Regions from separate parts of the Homo sapiens genome. Here region 2 is linked to region 1. A link is an interaction called in ENCODE POLR2A ChIA-PET data of the cell type or tissue named here. Cell type or tissue: OCI-LY7. All regions are shown on one strand. Links, peaks and the distances in the headings refer to the core of each region. The heading gives the core; the rest is flanking DNA. Region 1 overlaps SAP30BP (SAP30 binding protein). Region 2 overlaps UNK (unk zinc finger).

Region 1 (6,293 bases), core at 1,820-4,319:
TGCAACTGTGTGGACATTTTCTGGGATAAAATAAGCTTTATAAAGAAAGAACCTGGAGACAACTCAGGAATGAACAAATCCTGAGACACATTGGATTTCCAGCCTTTCAGATTGTGCCATATCTCCTGACTAGAAAGGCGAGAGGCCTGGCTGAGGCCAACAACCCACTTGCATTCTGCATCCCAGATGGGGCTTTAAGTGTCACTGCCCTGCAGGTGGATTAGTCTGTTTCTAGACCCAGGAAGGTGTAAGGGCCGCCTCGCGTGCTTTGGGTTCTCTTTAGTCATCTAGAAGTGAACAAGAGGCTATAAGAAGGTCAGACCAAAATGAGGCCTCTCCCCAGCTCTCAGGGATGGTGGGTCTAATGCTCATTTTCCTGGGGGTGTGTCCATCCACTTTTGGGCAAGCTGTACAGAATGGTCTTTTTCGGAACAACATAACTATTCTCATAGTGTCATCCTAGTAGCAGCCAAGAGTAATTTGTAGCAATTCCTATCACATTCCATAATGATCTGTTGTGAAGGTTAAGACACCCTTGTGTTGGTTAAGCTGCTGTGCTGTGCATTGGCCATTAGAAATGTGTACTTGCTGAAGAGTCATTTTTTATGAGGAAAAACTTCCCCCCTGTACCCCCAAAGAAAAAGACTTAATTATATCACTCTAGACCCGGGGAATAAGGACCCATTTTGCAGTTAAAAACTGCTTTGAGGCCAGCCGCAGTAGCTCACGCCTGTAATCCCAGCACTTTGGGAGGCTGAGGCGGGAGGATCACTTGAGGTCAGGAGTTCAAGACCAGCCTGGCCAGTATGGTGAAACCCCGTCTCTACTAAAAATACAAAAATTAACTGGTGAGACTGGTGGGTGGTGCACACCTGTGATCCCAGCTACTGGGGAAGCTGAGGCAGGGGAATTACTTGAACCTGGGAGGCAGAGGTTGCAGTGAGCCATGATCTGCCAATGCACTCCAACCTGGGCAACAGAATGAGAATCTGTCTCAAAAAAAAAAACAAAAAAAAACTGCTTGGAAACCAGCTGTAACTTTCAAGATGACCTAGTAAAATTTAGGAAATTTATGCCCAATTAAAATCTAAAACAGTAATATTCTTGAAAATATAGTGTGAGCTGTTCCATATTTGAGCTGATTCTGTGATTGGATAGAACTGTATGTAGCCACTAAAATCTTGAGACGTTGTGAGTGAGAAAGATAAGAGTGTGTTTTACCAGGAAAGAAAGTTTTGGCGCCAGCATGCAGGAGGGAAAAAAAAGAACCCCTGAAAACTGTAAATGCAACCTGCTTTCTATGCTGAGTGAAAAACCTGGAACCCAGGCCTGAGAACTCGCCCTGCCTGAGAACTGGCAAGATGGTATGGGCAGACCCATGGCCCCATAGTTCAAAGTCAGTCACAGCTCTCCTCGGGCTTGCAGAACAAAACACTCAGTAGTGATAATCTTCTCTGCCTAGTATTTAGGGTATGTGGGACTTGGAGCCTGCACGTAAAACAAGCCCAGGGAGCCGTTAAGTGTTTGGGTTTCAGTTGTGGAGGGAAGGGAGGATCTGGGTCCTAGAGTCTTTCTGGGTACAGTTGCAGCCTTTTCTTAGGGCTGGAAGGCTTCCTGGGGAAGTTGGCTGGAGAGGAGGGTACATAACACTTAACGGTCACCCCTTCTAAAATACTGTAATCCAGGCAACAAATCCTTGGGAGATGACAGGGCTTTGTGAGTCAGGGTGGGGGTCACATGAAAAACAAAACAGACTTTACTGCTGTCCAGTAGCAGTCACTAAAGAGCGGGGTGGGAGGGACCCAAAAAAGGTGAAGCTGGGAAGATTGTGGAAATGCCTTTTGTGCTCAGGCTCCCCTTCTCAGCCCTACATCACGGCTGACAGCCTCGTCATTCCTGCCTGCTCCTTGACTGATGTGCTTCGCTGTTCCTCATTCACTCATGTGCATTTCAAGTTTTACTGTGGAATGAAAAGTTTTCATGGAATAATTTCTGTTCCTCTTGAGGAGCCCTCAGAAATCAGAACACAAAATCCAACCCTCAAAGTCACTTGATATAGTTCTTTTGGAGGGTGATGGAGAAGGGTTTAGATAAAGCTTGCCAGCTTCAATGTTCTGCAATCCCCAGTGGCTGCCAGGCCTTTAGGAGTCCTCGTGGCATCTCCAAGGACTACAAATGATCCCCAGCATGAGTCTTCTGTGATACTCTTATCTTAGTCCTGGCCCTGTCATCCTTCTGCTTGAGCTGGCCTCAGACTCTCTTCCACATAGCAACATGTACCTCAAATCCAGAACTTTCTGGCACATTTACATTTTATTTTTATTTATTTATTTTATTTATTTTTTTGAGACAGAGTCTTGCTCTGTCGCTCAGGCTGGAGTGCAGTGCTGTGATCTCGGCTCAGTGCAACCTCCGCCTCCTGGGTTCAAGCGATTCTCCTGTCTCAGTTTCCCGAGTAGCTGGGATTACAGGTGTGAGCCACCATGCCCAGCTAATTTTTTGTATTTTTAATAGAGACAGGGTTTCACCATGTTGGCCAGGCTGGTCTTGAACTCATGGCCTCAAGTGATAGGCCCGCCTCTGCCTCCCAAAGTGCTGGGATTACAGGCATAAGCCACTGTGCCCAGCCCACATTTTTTTAAATTGATGTGTAACAATATTTTTTATATTCAAAACCCTTAATTTTGGACATTCTGCTTTAAGCATATGAAGTTTTTTTGTTTGTTTTTTGTTTTTTTTTTTTTTTTTTTTTTTTTTTTGAGGTGGAGTCTCCTCTGTCGCCTGGAGTGCAGTGGTGCCATCATAACTTACTGCAGCCACAACCTCCCTGGCTCAATTAATCCTCCCACCTCAGCCTCCCAAACAGCTGGGACTACAGGTGTGTGCATCACACCTAGCAATTTTTTTTAATTTTTTTGTAGAGGAAAGGTTTTGCCATATTGCCCCGGCTGGTCTTGAACTCCTGGGCTCAAGTAATCTGCCCACATTGGCTTCCCAAAGGGCTGGGATTAGAGCTGTGAGCCACCAGGCCCAGTGCACATGAACATAGGAAGTTTCTAACAATAGAATATGTTACAAGTGTGGATCTTTGTTAGAAGTGTTGTTTAACAATTAGATTACTGTCATAATTGTCATCTCCACTAGGTGGCATTCTCCTTTCTACTTTGGTTTTTTGTTGTTTTTTTGTTTTGTTTTGTTTTTGAGTAGGAGTTTCGCTCTTGTTGCCCAAGCTGGAGTGCAATGGCGCAATCTCAGCTCACTGCAACCTCTGCCTCCCGCATTCAAGCCATTCTCCTGCCTCAGCCTCCCGAGTAGCTGGGATTACAGGCACATGCCATGTCGCCCAGCTAATTTTTGTATTTTTAGTAGAGACGGGGTTTCACCATGTTGGCCAGGATGGTCTTGATCTCCTGACCTCGTTATCTGCCCACCTCAGCCTCCCAAAGTGCTGGGATTACAGGTGTGAGCCACCTCGCCCGGCCTCTACTATGGTTTTTTAAGATCTTTTAATTTTTTTCAGTAGTTCTCAAAACATTTAGGTTTCTTTACACAATTAAAAATTGAGGATCTCAGAGTTTTCATTTTGGTTTTATCTATTGATGTTTACTATTTTATAAGTTAAAACTGAGAAAATTTTAAATTACTTATTTTAAAATAACAAACCTGATCCGGCCACAGTGACTTGTGCCTGTAATCCCAGCACTTTGGGAGGCCGAGGTGGGCAGATTGGTTGAGCCCAGGAGTTTGAGACCAACCTGGACAACGTGATAAAACCCCATTTCTATAAAAAAAATACAAAAATTAGCCGGGTGTGGCGGCGCATGCCTCTAGTCCCAGCTACTCGAGAGGCTGAGGTGGGAGAATCACTTGAGCCTGGGAGGTAGAGGTTGCAGTGAGCTGTGATCTTGTCACTGCACTCCAGCCTGGGTGACAGACTGAAACCTTGTCTCAAACAAACAAACCTATTACATATTAACATAAATAACATTTTTAGAAAAAATAAGTATTTCCAAAAAAATGTTAATGCAAAGAGTGGCACTGTGTCACCACTTTACAAATCTCTTTAATGTCTGGCTTAATAGAATATGGCTGGGTACATATAACTGCTTTTGCATTCAGGTAATTATAGGTATTCTTCTTTGATACTTCATCAAAACTCAACAGGTGATAGTTTCCTTGAAAGGTTAGTTACATCATGGAATGCAAAGCCTTACCAGTGAACTCTGCATTCTGCTTCCCTAAAATCCACTGGTCTGTCTTGCCCTTTGAATGGATCTTTTACCCATACATGATTTGATATCGTCAGGCTCTGGTGATTTGAAAATTGCTGATGTACTGAGTTACACAGATCTAAATGTTGACACATTTTGTTCTGTCGTATCAAAAAAGTAGTATTTATTAGTGACATCACTAATCTCATCAGAAAATCATTAAATGTTAGAAACCTTTTAGCAAGCCCACAATAAGGAGCAATACATTTTTTAAGATAATGTGTTTCTAATAATTTTTGTTTGAAAGCATGAATTTATCATTTTCAATATGTGCTATCAGAGCTTTCCTTGAAGTAACAGGCTTTGGTCTTGAGAAAATGTCTGCCAAATACCCAAGTCCAGATAACTAGTTTGTCATTATTTCAAATAAAAATGGTGTTTCCTGAAGAAAACTGTCAGTTCAACTGGTGACTCAAATAATCACAAACGGTAGTCCATCCTTTTCCGTGGCTTCAGTAACCTGAGGTCAGCTGCAGTCTGAATATATTACATGCAGTAAGCTATTTTGAGAGAGAGTTCACATTCGCATAGCTTTTATTACAGTATATAATTCTAATTGTTGTTAATCTCTTACTAGTTTATAAATTAAACTTTATCATAGGTATGTATGTATAGGAAAAAGACATAGTATGTATAGGTCTCAGTACTATCAGAGGTTCAAGGCATCTACTGGGAATCTTGGAACGTATACCCCACGGATAAGGGGGCATTGCTATGTGTGCTTTTCCCTGAGACATTTGTCTGACTTTGTTATGCAGCAGAAGTATTTATGCATGCCTCTCATGTCATTGCCCAAAATATTAAAGAGATGTATATTCAAATGTCAAGATGTCATAAAACTAATCATTTTTACTGTCCTGGCAGAAAACTTTTTTTTTTTTTTTTTTTTTGAGACACTCACTCTGTTGCCCAAGCTGGAGTGCAGTGGCACAATCTCGGCTCACTGCAACCTCTGCCTTCCAGGTTCAAGTAATTCTCCTGCCTCAGCTTCCTGAGTAGCTGGGATACAGGCACGCGCCACCATGGCCGGCTAATTTTTGTGTTTTTAGTAGAGACAGGGTTTCACCATATTGGCCAGGCTGGTCTCGAACTCCTGACCTTGTGATCTGCCCGCCTCAGCCTCCCAAAGTGCTGGGATTACAGATGTGAGCCACCACGCCCGGCCTATGGCTGACCATTCTTAAGTGAAACTGGCTTTTTTTTTTTTTTTTTGGAAACGAAGTCTCGCTCTGTCACCCAGGCTGGAGTGCAGTGGCGCAATCTCAGCTCACTGCAGCCTTCACCTCCCAGTTCAAGCGATTCTCCTGCCTCAGCCTCCCGAGTAGCTGGGATTACAGATGTGAACCACCGTGCCTGACTAATTTTTGTATTTTTTTTTTTTTTTTTTTGGTAGAGTTGGGGTTTCACCATGTTGGTGAGGCAGGTCTCAAATTCCTGACCTCAAGTGATCCACCCACCTCAGCCTTCCATAGTGCTGGGATTACAGGCATGGGAATCCCATGGGATTACACCCAGCCCTTTTTTTTTTTTTTTTTTTTTAAATCAAACGGCTACAGTTTGGTGCTGCCACCTCAATTTGTTCTAAAGGCTAGCAGTTTACCCACCATTGCTTGTGCAAAGGTCAACACGATGAAAAAGACAATGACTTAAAACGGTTTTGACTTTGCAGACCCCTTAGAAAAACTACTATTATTCTAAAACAGAAATCATGGGTCAGTGATTCAGTAGTTGTTTGAGAACTGTTTTTATTGCTCTGAAAATGTCCGTTAAGTTGTTAGCCTTATGGGGTCTTGAGCCATGTTGAGGGTGGGTTAGTATTCAGAGTAAGATGATTCAGCCCTGGCATGGTGGGGAGGAGTTCAAGCTCTGGAATGAGACTGGGGTTTTCTTGGGGAAGTCCTTTAACCTCAGTTTTTCTCATCGCGAAAATAATCATCATAATAAAATCTGTCTCATTTATTTTAAGGTTCAACTAAGTAAAAATAAAATGCAGTTGTCCCTCACTATCTGTGGGGATCCCAG
Region 2 (6,293 bases), core at 2,466-4,965, 120 kb after region 1:
GGCCCTGTGTATCTATTCTAGTTGAATGCCGCCATGTTATAAGTCTGTGGAGATGTTTTGAGATAAGAAATACGTATTCAGAAAACAAGTTTGAGACTCTTAGGTGCTGGTAATTATACTTTACCTTGTCTCCAACTTGATAGCCATTCCAGGGAACAAGCAGATTTTTAGCAATGCCTTCATAAGATGAATCATGTCTACTTCCTGGGGTGGGTGGGAGGTGGAAGAGAAGTTTGCTGTCCTGCTAAAATGTAATAGAGTCCATTCTTCAGGTATCGTGAGTGTTTTAAGGTTTACATGGGCATTTCTTTAAGGACAGGCCATGTGTTTTAGGCATTTAAAATGATATCAATGGCTATACTATATTAGTTCAAGTAATCACAACAAACTTTTTATTATTTCTCTATAAAATCCCTCAACTTTCACCCCTTTTTTCTTTGCCAGTGTGTAGAATTTGACAGCAGTATCAAGAGCTGAGGAGAAGGAGAAGATGGAAAGGAGTCTAGCAACTTAAAAATCTCACAGCATTCTCTGTGAGGTGACCTTTTTTCCTGTTGGTGGCTCAATTTCTTTAGGACATAAAGAAGATACTGAGGCCTGTGACAGCCTGTGACAGTATCATCAAGTCGTATCTGAACTTATTGAACTGTTTCCTCCCCTTCCTTATTCTTTATTCACAGTTTGCTTTTCATGTGCATAAGTTGACTCATTTGTTTCCTGTTAGCATTTGAAACACCATATAGCCACCATAAGTCCTGACAAAATGACTTTTAATAAGGAGGGGGAAGGTCCATGTCCCACCTTCCTATGAAATTTTGGCCTATTCACAAGTCTACCCCCACATAAGAGAAGTAGTTATGTTCTGTAAAGAAGAGGTTGATAAAAACCTTTAGCATGGTGTTTTGTGACTTAGAAGTTTTAAGTAGTCGTTCTTATATCTAAGCATTTATTAATTTTGGTAAGAACATTACTATACGTTTCTGATGTCACTTTTACTGTTAAGAGGTGCCAGGCATCTGGTGACCTGTCACTTCAGGATTTGTGTGAATCAGACCATCTAAATATAATATAAATTAGAGACTGGTACTTGTATTTCCTGATTAAAAACAAAGTAACGTCTGTTTTACTATTGAAGTAAGAGTACTTTATAATGAATACAAAAATGTATATTAAATATCCAGTAGAGCATGCTAAAGTGAACATTTCTGTTTTTATTTCAGCAACTTATTTTATGGTATTGTAGTTATGGCCTGTCCGAAACTCTCTGACATATTCTAAACAGCTTTCAGAGAGTCACTGAGGCTTATTTGCTACTACTGTTGTTTTTCCTTTAGCTCAGTTAAGAAATGTTTAGTTAGCCGGGCATGGTGGCTCACGCCTGTAATCCCAGCATTTTGGGAGGCTGAGGCGGGTGGATTGCCTGAGGTCAGGAGCTCGAGACCAGCCTGGCCAACATAGTGAAACCCCGTCTCTACTAAAAATACAAAAAACTAGCTGGGTGTGGTGGCGGGCACCTGTAATCCCAGCTACTAGGGAGGCTGAGGCAGGAGAATCACTAGGACCCAGGAGGCGCAGGTTGCGGTGAGCCGAGATCACGCCATTGCACTCCAACCTGGGCAACAAGAGTGAAACTCCGTCTCAAAAAAAAAAAAAAATGCTTAGTTAATAGTCAGCATGGTAGTTAAGAGTACTGACTCCAGGGTCACACCACCTGGGTTTGAGGCCCAGCTCTGTCAGTTACTAGCTGTGAGATCTTGGGCAAGTGACTTACCTCTTTGTGTATCAGTTTCCTGAGAATAGGAATATTACCTGTCTCATGGGGTTGTTATAAGGGTGAAATAAATGAGTTCATACATGTAAAGCGCTTAAAACAGTGCTTGGCACTTAGCACAGCGTAGGTACTGTTCTCCGCCATTATTTGAACAGGGCCCTAGTCACTGCTTTCAGTTGCATTGCTCCTTGCTTCAACAGCCCTGATTGAATGCCTTCTTTAGTTGCATCCACACTAAAATAGATCCTTCAGTTCCTAGGGCACGCACGGGGCAGCAGCATCTTCAGAGAACAGTTCTCTCTTCCACGTCCACTTGAATTCTTATTTCATTCTCCAGTCTTTGTAGCGCCTCCATCATACTGCTTGTATCTTACATGATGGATGTGTGTTCTAAACTGACCCATGCAGTTTAGGGCCAAATACGTTGTTGTACAGAAAACAATGTACAAAGAACATGTTAGTTTAAACATATTACTAAAGGGTCATAAAACTGGAGGTTTTCCAGGCTAGCTTTTTCAGGTTAGCTATGTACAGAAAAACTTTGTGGGCTTTTTGTTGTTGTTGTTGTTGTTGTTGTTTTTGGTTTTTGAGACAGGGTCTCGCTCTGTTGTCCAGGCTGGAGTGCAGTGGTGTGATCTCCGCTCACTGCAACCTCCGCCTCCCGGGTTCAAGTGATTGTAGTGCCTCAGCCTCCTGAGTAGCTGAGATTACAGGCACGCGCCACCACACCTGGCTAATTTTTGTATTTTTAGTAGAGACGGGGTTTCGCTATGTTGGCCAGGCTGGTCTCATACTCCTGACCTCGAGTGATCTGCCCGTCTTGACCTCTCAAAAGTGCTGAGATTACAGGTGTGAGCCACCATGCCTGGCCAGAAAAACTTTGGATAAAGTCAAGGTATTATATAATTTGGGGGAGGATGAACGGGGGTTTGTAGTACTCTCGAATATTCTCTAACATCAGTGACGTGAGTGACCCTTATATGAATCTTCCTCAGTTTCACCAGCTCTAGGCCCCACAGGGCAAGGGGACAGTTATAGAAAGAAGGGACCATGGACACACAGGACTAATTGCACACCCTTCCTGGCTCTTGTTAGTTCTTGGGGCCAGGACAGCTCACAGGTGTCAGAAAGTTCCAGTGAGCCCCAGTGAAAAGTGGGCTGAAATAATTGCCAGTGATTGGCTCCCCCACTGTAAAACACTGACTTGCTTGAGTGCCCGTAGCACTTGAACTGTGGGTTGCTGTGTGTGTGTGCACGGGCGTGTGTGCCCAGGTGCGGTAGGGAGTTTCATCGCATCTAGGAGCTTCATAGTAGCCATAAGATCATATTGTATTTACTCTGACTAAAGGCCAGTGTGGGATCAAAGACTCCCTTAAAGGTTCAGACACACTTACAAATTCACCAGACACTTATTTTATTTGCCTGAATAATACTCCCTGAGCTTGCTTTTTCTGCCAGAGAGAATATTCTAAATCAGGATCACTTTAGAAGATTTGGAAGCCACATCTCTATAGCTGTGTAGTGTGTCAGATCCATCCAAATATTTAAAGCTTTTTTTTTTTTTTTTGAGATATGGTCTTACTGTGTCACCCAGGCTAGAGTGCAGTGACGTAATCATAGCTCACTGCAGCCTTGAACTCCTGGGCTCAAATGATCCTCTCACTTCAGCCTCCTGAGTAGCTGGGACTGCAGGTGTTTACCACCATACCCGACTAATTTTTTATTTTTAAATTTGTTTTGTGAAGTCAGGTTCTTACTGTGTTGCCAGGCTGGTCTGGAACTTCTGGCCTCAAGCAGTCGTCCTGCCTCTGCTCCCCAAAGTGCTGGGCCTGAGACACCACACCCAGCCTAAACTAAAAGCCATTTTTAGTAACTCCCACCAATGTGGTTACTGTTACAAAGTTGTATGGTTTCTGGGTCATGTTTGGTATCAGAATGTGTATGTATATCCTTATAAATATGGAATGTAGAACTGATAATAGTTTACCTATCAGATTTGCAAAAATAAGGAAAGATTTTTAGCAGCTTGTAACAAACATATACATACTTGGATAAATAATTTAGAATTTTAACCCATGGCTCATATGCTCTTACAATATTCTCTTTGAGGGTAAAACATACTTTATTCTTAAACTTAAAGAACCTTTGATAAGCCGTGAATTATGATCTCAGTGACTACATTTCTTTTTAGGAGTTATATGTGGGGGAAGGAAAGAAGTAGCTAGCAGGGTTAACATGGAAAGCAGGAGATTATAGACAAGCATCATTTGAGCCTTTGGATACTACAAATAATCTTCAAAAATGACAGGTTTTTTGGCTTTTTGTTTTTCCTTTCCTTTAGTGCTAGTTGCAGAATCCTATCATATTGTGGTTAGATTTCAATAAAGAATGTTTAAGATTAGGACTATGTCTTGCTTTTTAAAAAGATCCTATATTCATGTTAAAGCTTGTATATATTTGTTTTTTGTTTTTGTTTTTGTTTTTGAGATGGAGTTTCACTCTGTCCCCCAGGCTGGAGTGCGGTGGCGCAATCTCGGCTCACTACAACCTCTGCCTCCCAGGCTCAAGCAGTTGTCTGCCTCAGCCTCCCAAGCAGCTGGGACTACAGGCATGTGCCACCATACCCAGGTAATTTTTGTATTTTTAGTAGAGATGGGGTTTCCCCATGTTGGCTAGGCTGGTCTCGAACTCCTGACCTCAGGCGATCCGCCCGCCTTGGCTGTCCGAAGTGCTGGGATTACAGGCATGAGCTACCACACCTGGCCTATACTTGTTGAAAAAGATGAAATTCAATTTTTATAAGACTGGCTGTAATAAAATGAACATTAGTAGCTTATTAGGGATATGGGCAGATCTGTCAGATTGCCCTGTCTTTGCCAGCTGCTGTGTGAGGGTCATGAGTAGTGACACTAAGTGGCCAGGAGAGCAGCAGGAGCTGCAGGAACAGGTGTTTCCTCACTGGCCGCTCCATCTTGAAAACTCATGGCCCATTACCCAAGGCTGAGGGGCATCCAGAGTGAGTTATTCCACCGGCTCAATCTCTTGTCCCTTTTGTTGGGCTTACATCTTGCTGTTCACTGCATGTTCCGGGATTCATGAAGTCCTGAGCAAATCTGGTGTTGCAGCGCCATCTCTTTCTGTTGGCTTGTCTTAGTTGTCTGGAGGCCATCATTGTCTTGCCTATATGTCTCTGTACTCAAATCTGTAGGTTTGTCCAAATCAGATTATAAACAAACAAAACATACAGGGTGGACATTCATGCAGACATGCACTCCACAAAAAGATTGACCACAGCTCTTTTTTTTTTTTTTTTTTTTTAAGACAGAGTCTTGCTCTTGTCACCCAGGCTGGAGTGCAATGGCACGATTTCGGCTCACTGCAATCTCCGCCTCCCGGGTTCAAGCGATTCTCCTGCCTCAGCCTCCCGAGTAGCTGGGATTACAGGTGTGTGCCACCACACCCAGCTAATTTTTGTATTTTTTAGTAGAGACGGGGTTTCGCCACGTTGGCCAGGCTGGTCTCGAACTGACCTCAGGTGATCCCCCCACCTCAGCCTCCCAAAGTGTTGGGATTACAGGCAAGAGCCACCACGCCTGGCCTAATTTTTGCATTTTTAATAGAGATAAGGTTTTGCCCTGTTGGCCAGGCTGGTCTTGAACTCCTGACCTCAGGTGATCTACCCACCTTGGCCTCCCAAAGTGCTGGGATTATAGGCATGTGCCACTACACCAAACCACGGTTAATTTTTGTATTTTTAGTAGAGATGGGGTTTTGCCATGTTGACCAGGCTGATCTCGAACTCCTGGCCTCAGGTGATCCACCTGCCTTGGCCTCTGAAAGTGCTGGGATTACAGGCATGAGCCACCATGCCTGGCCGATACCCAGCTTTTGTCAGTAGTCATCATGATACCCATTGGTTGTTGGAGGAAATAGAAACAGGAATTAATCTGTAGTGGCTGTGCATGGTGGCTCATACCTGTAATCCCAGCACTTTGAGAGACTAAAGAGGGTTGCTTGCTGGGCACGGTGGCTCACGCCTGTAATCCCAGCACTTTGGGAGGCTGAGGCAGGCAGATCATGAGGTCAGGAGATCGAGACCATCCTGGCTAACACAGTGAAACCCCGTCTCTACTAAAAATACAAAAAAATTAGCCAGGCGTGGTGGCGGGCGCCTGTAGTCCCAGCTACTCAGAGGCTGAGGCAGGAGAATGGTGCAAACCCAGGAGGCGGAGCTTGCAGTGAGCCGAGATCGGGCCACTGGACTCCAGTCTGGGCGATAGTGCGAGACTCCATCTCAAAAACAAAAAAAAAAAAGAGGGTTGCTGGAGGTCAGGAGTTTGAGAGCAGCCTGGGCAACATGGCGAAACCTCATCTCTACAAAAAAATACAAAAATTAGCTGGGTGGGGTGGCAGGTGCCTGTAGTCCCAACTACTCGGGAGGCTGAGGTGGGAGGATTGCTTGAGCCTGGGAGGCTGCAGTGACCTGTAATTGCACTACTGCACTTCAGCCTGGGTGACAGAA

What was found. ChIA-PET counts read pairs that join two places held together with the same protein. Peaks named below come from ENCODE experiments on the same cell type or tissue, not always from the same donor. Only the 100,000 strongest peaks of a DNase experiment are listed, where the experiment ranks them.
Region 2: POLR2A ChIA-PET joins it to region 1 with 9 read pairs; 21 of 35 experiments call an interaction of 5 or more read pairs at or near these places.

What each region holds. Positions count from the first base shown.
Region 1 is chr17:75,671,967-75,678,259 of GRCh38, forward strand. The region is part of intron 3 of SAP30BP (SAP30 binding protein); the gene reads left to right. Among named protein-coding and RNA genes, the nearest start is that of SAP30BP, 7.8 kb to the left of the region's middle. In OCI-LY7, for the core only: CTCF peaks have their summits at 3,143 (motif pointing right) and 3,347; a DNase peak (open chromatin) is centred at 3,145; H3K27ac peaks cover 1,472 bases.
Region 2 is chr17:75,792,999-75,799,291 of GRCh38, forward strand. The region is part of intron 1 of UNK (unk zinc finger); the gene reads left to right. Among named protein-coding and RNA genes, the nearest start is that of UNK, 11 kb to the left of the region's middle. In OCI-LY7, for the core only: no CTCF peak of the experiment used is centred there; no DNase peak of the experiment used is centred there.